Linked DNA regions of Homo sapiens: region 1 is linked to region 2. The links are chromatin contacts, found by Hi-C or POLR2A ChIA-PET in ENCODE. All regions are on one chromosome and are shown on one strand. The core of a region is the stretch at or near the end of the contact, and the rest is flanking DNA. Distances in the headings are between cores, read along the strand shown. Region 1 overlaps LOC105376205 (a long non-coding RNA gene). Region 2 has its middle 59 kb from the start of KLF4.

Region 1 (5,541 bases), core at 1,239-3,738, 39 kb after region 2:
CACCTGCTTCTGAGTCTGTGTTCTTTCCCCTATTCTGTGGTCTTGGAAAGTTTAAGGTTATGTCACTGCTGATACTAAGTGGTGACCACGGGCAAGTCACTGGCCTTTTATGGACCACAATTCTTTCATTTTAAAGCTGGGGAGACCCATATCTATCTTCCCCTTTCATGGGGTTGTTGGATATTTCAAAGCCACTAGAAAGCTCTTTCTAGAAGACACATGAACTTTAAAAGGCCAGTTGAAAGGTCCAACCCTCTGGCTCACTCACTGTCCAAAATGGGATACACCTCTGAGAGACGAGCCCATTTAAGGTCGCCTCTCTGCATTTGTCGTCTGTGAATGCCTGGGTCCTGGGATGCAGTGCCTGGATTCCTGGAAGGGCATTCTTAGAGAAAGCAGCCTGTGCAAAGAGCTGAGGTTGAGAGAGCACGTAGCATTTGGGAAACTGCAAGGGCTTCTATGGCTGGACTAGGGAGGGTGGGAAAGTGGTGAGAATTGAGGCTGAGAGAGAGCAGGGCCTGGTTTCATTTATTTATTTATCCATTCGTGATATCTATTGAGGGCTCTCTGAGCTGGACTCTGGACCAGGACAGGAATCAGGCTCTTGTCCTTGTGAACTCCATGTGTCTTGACATGCTAAAGTGCTTGGGCTTTAATGTGAGGACAATGAGAAGGCAGTGAAGGCATTTCTAGTAAGGACGATGCTGATGAGACTAATTTCCCTGCTGCTGCTAACAGCCAGTGTTCATCAGGTGCAAGGCATTTCTTCATTAACTCATAATGCACTCAACAGCCATTGTAAGTGGGATAGATGTTATTCTCATTTTAAGGTGAAGAAGCCATGAGAAGACTAAGTTCGGCGATGTTAAGTAACTGACCCAAAGTATACACAGGTGGTCTGTTGTTGACCCAGACTTCAACCCAGGCTATCTGACTCTAGGGGCCACTCTCTTAACCCCGCCCTTCTCCTCAGTGGTCGGAGCTGAAGTATTATCTTGCTTGATTTTTCAGTTTACCTTTTTGAGAGTTAAATCTGTGTGGAGGAGGAAAGGAGGAGAGACTAGAAGCGGAGAGGCCCTTTGGAGGCTCTGGTTCAGGCAAAAAAGGATGGTGAGTTTAATCTTGGGAGGGGGGGTGACTTTGAAATTTGGCAAGTTCAAGAGGCTTTAGGAAATTAGAATGAATAGTACATTGATCCATTCACTCAGCAGCTACTATCTGTCTGTTTAGAGGCAGGATCTTGCTCTGTCATCCAGGCTGGAGTGCAGTGGTACAATTATGGTTCACTATAACCTCAATTTCCTGGGTGCAAGTGATCCTCCTGCCTCAGCCTCCCAAGTAGCTGGGAATACAGTGCGTGTCACTACTAAAAATTTTTATAGAGATGGGTTCTGTCTATGTTGCCCAGGCTGGTCTTGAACTCCTGGCTTCAAGTGATTCTCCTGCCTTGGCCTCCCAAAGTGTTGGGATTACAGGTATAAGCCGCCATGCCTAGCCATCTGTTTATTGAGCAGCTAAGATGTGCCAGGCCCAGAAATGGCCAGGCCTGGGTTGGGGGGTGGCCCAGAAAGATTGCTGGTCTGTGAGTGAGAGGGGTGAGTCAAAAGTGACCTCACCAGATAAGGAGAGTTCTTCCTGAAATGAAGGTGCAGCCCACACCACTGCCTGAGGCAGAAGGAGTTAAGGGGAGCCTCCTGGAAGGGTCCCATCCTGCAGGTGAGAAGCGAGGGCCATCTGCAAGTGGGGCCGCCTGTAGTTTCCACCTGGCTGTGATGGGTTCCTTTTTGGCTCAAGTTGAGGTTTGCTTTGGCATGATTCCTCATTAATTACCCTTGGAGGTAATTCTGCAAATGCCAGTAATGACCAGTAGTTAATCTCTCTCTCTCCTGCTTGCCTCGCTTCTTCACTTGTTTTTTTCTTTAATGGGCCATCCAACCTTGTTGGAATGTTTACCAAAGCAGGATAGTTAGAGATGTAAATAAATGAATTTACCTTGTCTAAAGGATCTGGAGATAGAATTAAGGTGAGAGGAGTAATTTACAGGTGAATAATTACTTGGAAACCTCAGCAGAGAGACTGCTGGCGTTCTCTAATTATTTCTCTTCTCCCAATTTTCTCTTCTTTGAACTGCCAGCACGGGGGTGTACAGGGGTGGCATGGGGGGCTGGAGATGTTATTCTGGATTTCCCCTTGTGATTGTGAAATTCCTTCTGGGGAGGGCCTTGCCAGGATGTAGGGTTGTGACTTGCATGGCACTTTCACACCATGACTTCATTCAGATCCTCTGTGAGCGCTCTAGGTGGATGGTATGGCTAGCCACATTTATGGATGGAGAAATTGAGGTTCCTATATGTGAAGTCATTCCCCACAAGCCACACCACGGATCAGTTGCGTATTGTGGCTCAGACCCAGGTTTCTGACACTCCCCCCGCCCTACAGCTGCCTATAGGGCTTCCTCACCTGCCAGGCTGCCTTCTCCCTTCCCCAGGCAGACCCTTGACCCCTCCCAAACACCCCAGGCCGCGTGGAGCCAAAACGTTCTTTGGCGAACAACCTGCTCCGTCTTCCCTGTAAGCTAGTGGCCGCGCCCCTTCCTTACGCAGCTCATTTTCCATTTTAAGATTTCCTGTTTGAACTAAAGGGCAAAGATCTCAGCAGTATCAGCCTGGAGCCGGGCTTCTGTGTGTATAAAGGGGAGCCCTGGTCCCTGCCCTCTGTTTGTCCACTGGCCTTATCGACGGAGCCCAAGTCCCAAGTTCAGAGGCTTCAGTTCCTTCCCGATTTGCTGGGTAAAGTCCGGCCCTTCCGTGCGGGCGGCCAGGGCGGGTGGCCAGCCTGGAGCCAGCGGTCATTTATGGCCGGGCAGCGCTTCCGTCCTGCCTGGCAAGCCACTGGCTGCCGCTGACAGACGGACGGACGATGGAGAGACAAGGGCTCTTGGGGGTGCTTTCTCTTTCCCGTCCTTCCCTTTGTCCTCGGCTGAGGGCTGAACTCCTCTGGGGCTCTGCTGGCCTGGCAGCCATATGTCCCTGTAAATAGGGACAGACAGGGAGGAGGTCTGGGTTCCCTGAAGCCTCCTTGAAATTACATCTTCTTATGGGGTCGATTTGGCTCTCCAGGCCAGCATATACACTCACACTCACACACATATTCATGCTCAAGCACACACTCCCGGATAAAAACCGAGGCTCTCTATAGCTGAGTCCTTTCTCAGAGACACTGAGCTGGTGCCATTTTTATGGGGGATAATAAGAACTGTATCTTGGGAAGAACAGCACGTTAGTTCCAAGGTCCTTTCATCTCCTATGTCTCATCTGATCTGGAGGAAAATCAGGAGTCATCCAGATAGTTATCACCTGCATTTTACAGATGAGAGAAACTGAGAATCGGTGCCTTCATTTAATCATCCCTTTATTCAACGGGAGTTCCTAGGGAGCTTGCATCCACCAGGTGCTAAGGATTAAGAGGTGAAGTAGGTACAGTCCCTCTTCAGGTTGCTCAGGAAGTCAGTGATTGCAAGGCGGGGCACCAAATGCCCGAAGCAGCACCCTGGGGTGCCATGGGAGGCGGGAGTCAGGGCATGGGTTGGGGCTGGGGAAATGCTCCCATAAGGTTTGTCCAAAACCCCTGTGAAGCACAAGGAGACCCGGAGAAGGGCTGTAGCTCTTGATGGTGTGCACAGGACACATCCTACCTTTGAGTCTAGGCACAAATTGTGCATGAGGCTCTCTCTGTAGTGAAAGTCAGCCCTAGAGACACAGTGGAGAGGCTTCCTCTATTTGTGAACTGCTTTATCTCCAGGGCCTTAAATGGAGCACTCGATAAATATTTGCTGTTGAATGGACGCATACTACATACACACGTGCACACACAGTGCATGCCACTCTATCTCAGAGCTATAGAACCTACAACCTGAAGGAAGCTTCTAGAATAGTGCAGATTGATGGCTGGGGGCAGATCCAGAGTCAGAGCCATGGTGACCTGATTCTGGATCTCATATGCATGCCCTGAAGACCATGGGACTAGGTATTGAGGCACCCAAGTTCTGGTCTCCTTTACAATAGCTTTCAACTTTGTGTGACCTAATTTTTTTCCATTGCAAAGTAAGGAGGCCCTGTTGGCTGACCTCAGAAAGCCCCTTTTTCTGCTCTAACATTTGGTTAGTCTGGGAATGGGCAAATGGTACTAGGCAGGAATTTCTCCAAGCTGAGGAGAGTCCTTCTCTTTCCAGCCTGATATAGCAGGCTTCTGTCTGTTCTCCCTTGCCAACCCTCGTTGCCAGAAAAATGTAGGCCCCGTGGTCACTGCTGCTGGCCCTCTGGGCTCCTGTCTGCCTTCCCTGCTGCCTGCTGGCATGCAGGGGTGAGGGGCTATCATGTGGCTATTCTCCCACCCCCAGGCCCAGCCTCCCCATTCACTTCATCAGAACAAGGTGTCTGGGAACTGAGGAGTCTAGGGGTGACAGGGTGTCACTAGGCTCTTCCAGGCTGTGGTCAGCCCAGAGCCCCACAGCCCCAGAGCCTGTGCAGAGTCCTGCCTGGGGACTGTCCCATCTGGCCTGCCCTTCCGCCTTCCCTCTCATGGCTGCCGATGTGTGGTCTGCAGTAAATTTCTCTTGAGGCTCAGAGACTTCAGCAATGGCTATGAAAGATGTGGAGTCCCCAGTGTGCCCTCAGCCTGCAGCCATCATCTTTTCTGGGAAGTGGCACTTCAAGAGGTCATGGGGAAAAACTGTCTCCATCAGACCTCCCCACCGGGCAGCCTCTCCCACTTTGAGCCTTTCCCAATGGCATCCATGCCCCTTCCACATGATTTACCTCCCCTCCCCCACGGTGTTGTCCTTTTCTATCCCCTCTCTCTGGGAGGGAACACGGGACAGTGGAACTTGAAGTTGGAAAGACCGGGGAGTCTTTAAATCCCAGCCCTGCTGCAAATCAGCAGTATGACTTGAGCCTCAGGTTTTTCATCTATAAAATAATTACTTTTTCCCAGGCTTGTTAGGAAGATTCTATGAGATTATAGTGCATTAAAGCTCCAGGCAGGTAATAGTAGTGAACAATACTGTAGAATTAGCTGTGTACTAGGCACTGTTCCAAGCATTCCTCAACCCTAGGAGGAAAGGACTATTTACTCCCATGTTACAGGGAGGTTAAGTCATGGCCCAAGGTCAGGTAGCTTGTAGGTGGCAGAGCTGGGGTCATGAATCTAGAAGACTGGCTTGTTTTTGTTTTTTGAGACAAGGTCACTCTCTGTTGCCCAGCCTGGAGTGCAGTGTAATGGCACAATCATGGCTCACTGCAGCCTCGACCTCCCTGGGCTCAGGTGATCCTCCTACCTCAGCCCCCTAAGTAGCTGGAACCACAGGTGTCTGCCACCACACCTGGCTAATTTTTGTACTTTTTATAGAGACAGGGTTTCACTATGTTGCCCAGGCTGGTCTCCAACTCTTGGGCTGTTCTCTAACTCTTGGGCTGAAGCAATCTACCAGTCTTGGCCTTCCAGAGTGCTGAGATTACAGGTGTGAGCCACTGCGTCCAGCAG
Region 2 (5,486 bases), core at 910-3,409:
AAGCAACTCTGCTGCCCATTTGAGCAAGGGCATTGAAGCTCACAAAAGGCTCATGAAGTTAACAGCACACAAAGGGCTTTCATATCTCTTACCTTAACAATCCCTAGCAGGGGAGGCCATCCTGTTATTTGTCACTGAGGCTGGAGTGCAACGGCACGATCTTGCCTCACTGCAACCTCTGCCTCCTGGGTTCAAGCGATTCTCCTGCCTCAGCCTCCCAAGTAGCTGGGACTACAGGATCCCACCATCATGCCTGGCTAATTTTTGTATTTTTAGTAGAGATGGGATTTCACCGTGTTGGTCAGGCTGGTCTCGAACTCCTGACCTCAGGTGATCCGCCTGCCTTGGCCTTCCAAAGTGCTCGGATTACAGGTGTGAGCCACTGTGCCCACTCCATCCTGTTATTTGCATTAACCATTGCGTATAGATGAGGAAACTGAGTTCTAGAGACTACACAGAGCTAGTAAGTGACACAGTAAGAATTACAGTCTTACCGTGAATTATGAATCCAAGTTTAATCCATGCTTTTTCCAGTACACCATGCCTTTACCCCCCTCCCTGACAAAAAATAGCTATGAAACATTCAGCAACCCTGAAATTGTTGATTTACTGTAGTGCTCCCTCCTAGGATAATGCACCTTATAGATCTGTTTTCCAGGCACCATTTGAGCATCTGGCAAATGGGAGGATCTTTCCTCATGGCAGCTGGAAACCAGCAAGTAAAACATTTACCAGGTTATTGACATAATGAGTCTGGGTGTTTGTTTAGGTATCAGGCAGTTATTGATTGCTTTTTAACACTGTTTTGAAATGAAAATAAATGTGAGAATAAGCCCCTAAATGGCCCTAATAGAATGTCAAGACTAATCAATACTTGAGTATGATAAATTTATAATCCTGGGAGGGACTGCTGAGGGGAACCATTAGTTCTGTCTGACTGCATAATGGGGTTGGGGGCTTACAGGATGGGAAGGCTTTTAGGAGGCCTCTGAGGAGGAACCAGAGGAGGGGGCAAGGGCAGGGGTTAGTCAGTAGATGAAGAATCAGGAACTTCTTGCGGATGGTCTCATGTCAGTTACAGGACTCTTTGTTGTTGATACCCAAGGGCAACAGCATATTTTAGCCACTTTAAATGAGGTTGCCTTCTAAGAAAGGAACTATCAACTAGGATGAAACCAGAGATATGCAAATCTCTGGTAAAGACAGAACAGCTGACTAGATCAAGGCCCTCCACAATTTTAGCATTTCTAAAGAAAGATTGCGTCCATCTAATGGAGGCTGGAGTCATTCCTGGAATTTTGGAAAATAGGAACTATTATTGATGGGGACTTGGAGTCTTTCTCTATTAAAGTACTAATTTTTAGATCACATGACCATAACATAGGACCCTTCAAGACTGTAATGTGGCTTCTCAAGGGCCGGTCTGTCTACAGGGAGAACTTCTCCCAGTCCTGCCCATGGGGGCCAGGAGCCTGCTGAAGCTGGGAACCTGTGGGAGCAGTTAGTGGGCAAGAAAAGCTCGGGAGGACGAAGTGAGCATCAGCTGTAAGGAGGAAGGAGGAAGGAAACCAGACTGACAACTGGGTTTGATCAACCAAAGATCACAGTGACCTTGTTAAGAACTGTTTTGGGAGTAGGATGGGCCTGATGCCAGTTTTGAAGCTGTGCAGGGAGAGCTAAGGCCATAACTGGAGGGGAAGTCGGGTGAAAGGATTACTTATTTTTTAATTTTTCAGTGTGAGAAACCTGGGCATGTTTGGATGTTGACAGGAAGGGCTGGTGGAAAGAGTTGATTGCAGACACCTTAGGGAGAGGAGTTGTTGGTTAGTGTGATGCTCCTGGGCAGATGGATGGGGAGGTGGCAGACTTAGGTGAAAGGAAGAAGGGAGGCAGGCCCAGAAGTGTGGATGAGGAACACTGGGACTGTAGGATGGGGTCTTCTTTGCTCAGGGTGAATGAGCCTGTTTGGGGTGCATGAGGCTGTTAGTTTGAGGAAGGGGTGGAGGGGCTTAGAACCCATTGTTGAGAGAAATGTGAGGAAGTGTCTCCAACAGGGGAGAGAAAAAGGCTTCCTAAAGTACGTTTCAGGCCCAGCATGAGCCCCCTCTCCCCAGTTCATCTGTAAGGGCCAGCCTCTGCCAAGAAACACAATGTCTCTCTGTCATCAATGATGCAACCGTGAGTAAGAGGCACTGAATCCTGTTTCCGACATAAAAATGAAAGTGATATAAGACACAGAGCCATTGTGAAATCTAGACAAATCTTTAACTATTTGTCATTTAGCACATTGCTTTGCTCACCCTGTGTCTTCGTTTTCCCAAAGGTGGACAACTCACTGAGGGCCCTCAGCCCTTCCTCAGCTCACAAGCGGGACCTCAGGTCTATAAACAGTTTCAGGAGGAAAGGGAAGCAGAATGAGGAAACGAGGCTCCAATGCCAAGCATTGGGGAGCCCGGAAAGACCACATTTCCAAGAATTCCAGGCCCGGAAGTAGGAGCTGGTGAGCGCTTCTTTAAGTCAACCCATTAGGTATCAATAAGATGAACAGGACAATTACTCTGGGGTCAGTTACTCCCCTTCCAGAAGGAATCTTCACTGTGGCTTACTCATTGCTAGCAGGAATCCTTTAAATGCCAAGCTTCCTAGTGCGTTTCATTAGGATTTTAATGTTCACAAACACAATTCCAGGATCATCTCCTGGGCATAATTAACAGGGCCAATTGGATGAGCCACTTTTCTTGGAGGTAGCTTGAGACTGGAATAGGGTTCTTATGCCTAGAGATGTAGAGGAAGAACTTTTTTTGAACTAGAAACTCCCTTCTCTAACAGGTGGATTTGTGACCTTCCCCTTCCCAAGACTTGCTTTGGGCTTGGGTAGAAGGAGAGCAGATTCCCAGAGATGGTCCTGGTTTATGGAAAAGGCATGAGCACAGTCCAGGAATGGATACTGTTGGTGACAGCAAATTAGAAATCCTAGCTGGAGGGTGAGCTGTGGTAGCAAGAGGAAGTTGTACATTTTATTTAGACTGGATTTGTGACATGCTGGCAGCATGTGAAAAATAACAGATAACGTAGATTTGTACATGCCATCTCGGGGGCTGGCATTGCAGTGGAGAAGGGAGGGCCAAAATGCCAGGATCCCAGTTCCACCAGTTTTGACAGTGTAACTTTTGGCTATTGTTTCTCTCATCTGGGAAAGGTCATAATAATACCCTGAGGGTCACTCCAAAGATTGGAATAATTTAATTTGAAGTTCTGTGCAAATTAAGGGACCCATTACAAACATTAACTTTCTTGAAAAAAATCTGTATTATTTTATCATTATTGTTGTTTTCTTTTGTAGAGACAGGGTCTCACTATATTACCCAGGCTGGTCACATACTCCTGGCCTCAAGCAATCCTCCCACTTTGGCCTCCCAAAGTACTGGCATTACAGGAGTGAGCCACCACACCCAGGCTTAATTCTTATAGGCAGAGGCTACACATAAGTATAAGCTTTTAAGAATTGAGGTGTGGACAACATTCATTTATTCTTAAAACTTTTTTTTTTTTTTTTTTTTTTGGAGATGGAGTCTTGCTCTGTCACCCAGGCTGGAGTGTAGTGGCCCGATCTCAGCTCACTGCAACCTCTGCCTCCTGGGTTCAAGTGATTCTCCTGCCTTAGCCTCCTGAGTAGTTGGGATTACAGGCACCCGCCACCATGCCCGGCCAATTTTTGCATTTTTAGTAGAGATGAAATTTCACTATGTTGGCCAGGCTGGTCTCGAACTCCTGACCTCAGGTGATCTGCCTGCCTCAGCCTCCCAAAGTGCTGGGTTTGCAGGTGTGAGCCACTGTGCTGGCCATATTCTTCAAAATTCTGATGTCACTCCGTATGTAGGAGGTACCATGCCAGATGCTTGGGATACATAAACAGTAAGATATAAATCTCTGCCCTGAAAATGCCAAGCATACTGGGGGAGGTGGAAAGCAGTGATCTCAATAAAATATAGTATAATTTGAGCATCCTTAATTCAAAAATTCAAAATCTGAAACTTTTTTTTTTTTTTTTTTGAGATGGAGGCTCGCTCTGTCGCCCAGGGTACAGGGCAGTGGCACAATCTCAGCTCACTGCAACCTCTTCCTCCTGGATTCATGCAATTCTCCTGCCTCAGCCTCCTGAGTAGCTGGGATTACAGGCATGCGCCACCTGTAATTTTTGTATTTTTCGTAGAGATGGGGTTTTGCCACGTTGGCCTGGCTGGTCTCGAGCTCCTGACCTCAGGTGATCCACCCGTCTTGGCCTCCCGAAGTGCTAGGATTACAGGTGTGAGCGACCATGCCTGGCCAAGATCAGAAACTTTTTGAGTGCCATCGTAACACCACAAGTGGAAAATTCCACACCTGACCTAATATGATAGGTCGCAGTCAAAACTATTTCTTGCACAAAATTGTTAAAAATTTTGTATAGAATTGCCATAGGCTATGTGTATAAGGTGTATATGAAACATAAATGAATTTTGTGTTTAGACTTGGGTCTCATCCCCAAGATATCTCATTATGTGTATGCAAATATTCCCAAATCTTAAATCCAAAACACTTCTGGTCTCAAGCATTTCAAATGAGGGATACTCAACCCATATGTGTTGTGAGAGCGAGGGGTAAAAGATGCACTCTGGTTTTGGGATGGGATTCCCGTGTGACCAGAGCTGACTTTTGAGCAGGCTCATTGGAGGCTGAGGAGGGAAGAAAGGCATTGCAGGTAGAGGCCGGGCACGGTGGCTCACGCCTGTAATCCCAGCACTTTGGGAGGCTGAGGCAGGCGGATCACCAGGTCAGGAGATTGAGACCATCCTGGCTAACACAGTGAAACCCCGTCTCCACTAAAAATACAAAAATTTAGCTGGGCATGGTGGTGGGTGCCTGTAGACCCAGCTACTCGGGAGGCTGAGGCAGGAGAATGGTGTGAACCCGGGAGGCGGAGCTTGCAGTGAGCCGAGATCACACCACTGCACTCCAGCCTGGGCGATAGAGCGAGACAAAAAAAAAATAAAAAAGGCATTGCAGATAGATGCAGCTGCATGAGGCATGGAACAGGATGGGCCATGGAACTCCTGGCCTCAAGTGATCCGATTGCCCTCGGCCTCCCTAAGTGCTGGAATTACAGGCGTGAGCCACCACACCTGGCCATATTTCTTTGTTTTTTGAGACAGGGTCTTACTCTGTTGCCCAAGCTGGAGTGCAGTGGTGCCATCATGGCTCACTGCAGCCTCGACCCCCACGTGATCCTCCCACTTCAGCATCCCAGATAGCTAGGACTACAGGCACATGACACCACACCTGGCTAATTTTTTAACTTTTTGTAGAGACAGGGTCTCGCCATGTTGCCCAGGCTGGTCCCCAGCTCCTGGCCTCAAGTGATCTTCCTATCAGCTTCCCAAAGTGGGACTATAGGTATGAGCCACCACGCATGGTCTCAAAACTATGTTTGGATTCAAGCAAAGGAA

What was found. A loop is a pair of places that touch in the nucleus more often than their neighbours do. ChIA-PET counts read pairs that join two places held with the same protein, here RNA polymerase II (POLR2A).
Region 1: a map of endothelial cell of umbilical vein shows a loop between it and region 2 (4-fold over the local background). The contact joins two enhancer-like sites. A Hi-C loop is called at or near these places in 5 of 168 maps with a recorded cell type or tissue (astrocyte of the cerebellum, endothelial cell of umbilical vein, lower leg skin and 2 more). POLR2A ChIA-PET finds 5 or more read pairs at or near these places in 1 of 52 experiments (activated CD8-positive, alpha-beta memory T cell).

What each region holds. Positions count from the first base shown.
Region 1 is chr9:107,585,068-107,590,608 of GRCh38, forward strand. LOC105376205 (a long non-coding RNA gene) reads left to right here. Exons shown (of 9, transcript XR_930217.2): 4 at 1,012-1,110. Among named protein-coding and RNA genes, the nearest start is that of KLF4, 98 kb to the left of the region's middle. RefSeq lists enhancers at 2,284-2,809, 2,810-3,334. Within about 2 kb of position 2,489, at least 21 of the 41 ENCODE cell types and tissues checked have a DNase peak (open chromatin) inside an H3K27ac peak, as active enhancers do; they include endothelial cell of umbilical vein, where a contact is called at or near this core.
Region 2 is chr9:107,546,337-107,551,822 of GRCh38, forward strand. No RefSeq gene overlaps it. Among named protein-coding and RNA genes, the nearest start is that of KLF4, 59 kb to the left of the region's middle. Within about 2 kb of position 2,160, at least 13 of the 41 ENCODE cell types and tissues checked have a DNase peak (open chromatin) inside an H3K27ac peak, as active enhancers do; they include endothelial cell of umbilical vein, where a contact is called at or near this core.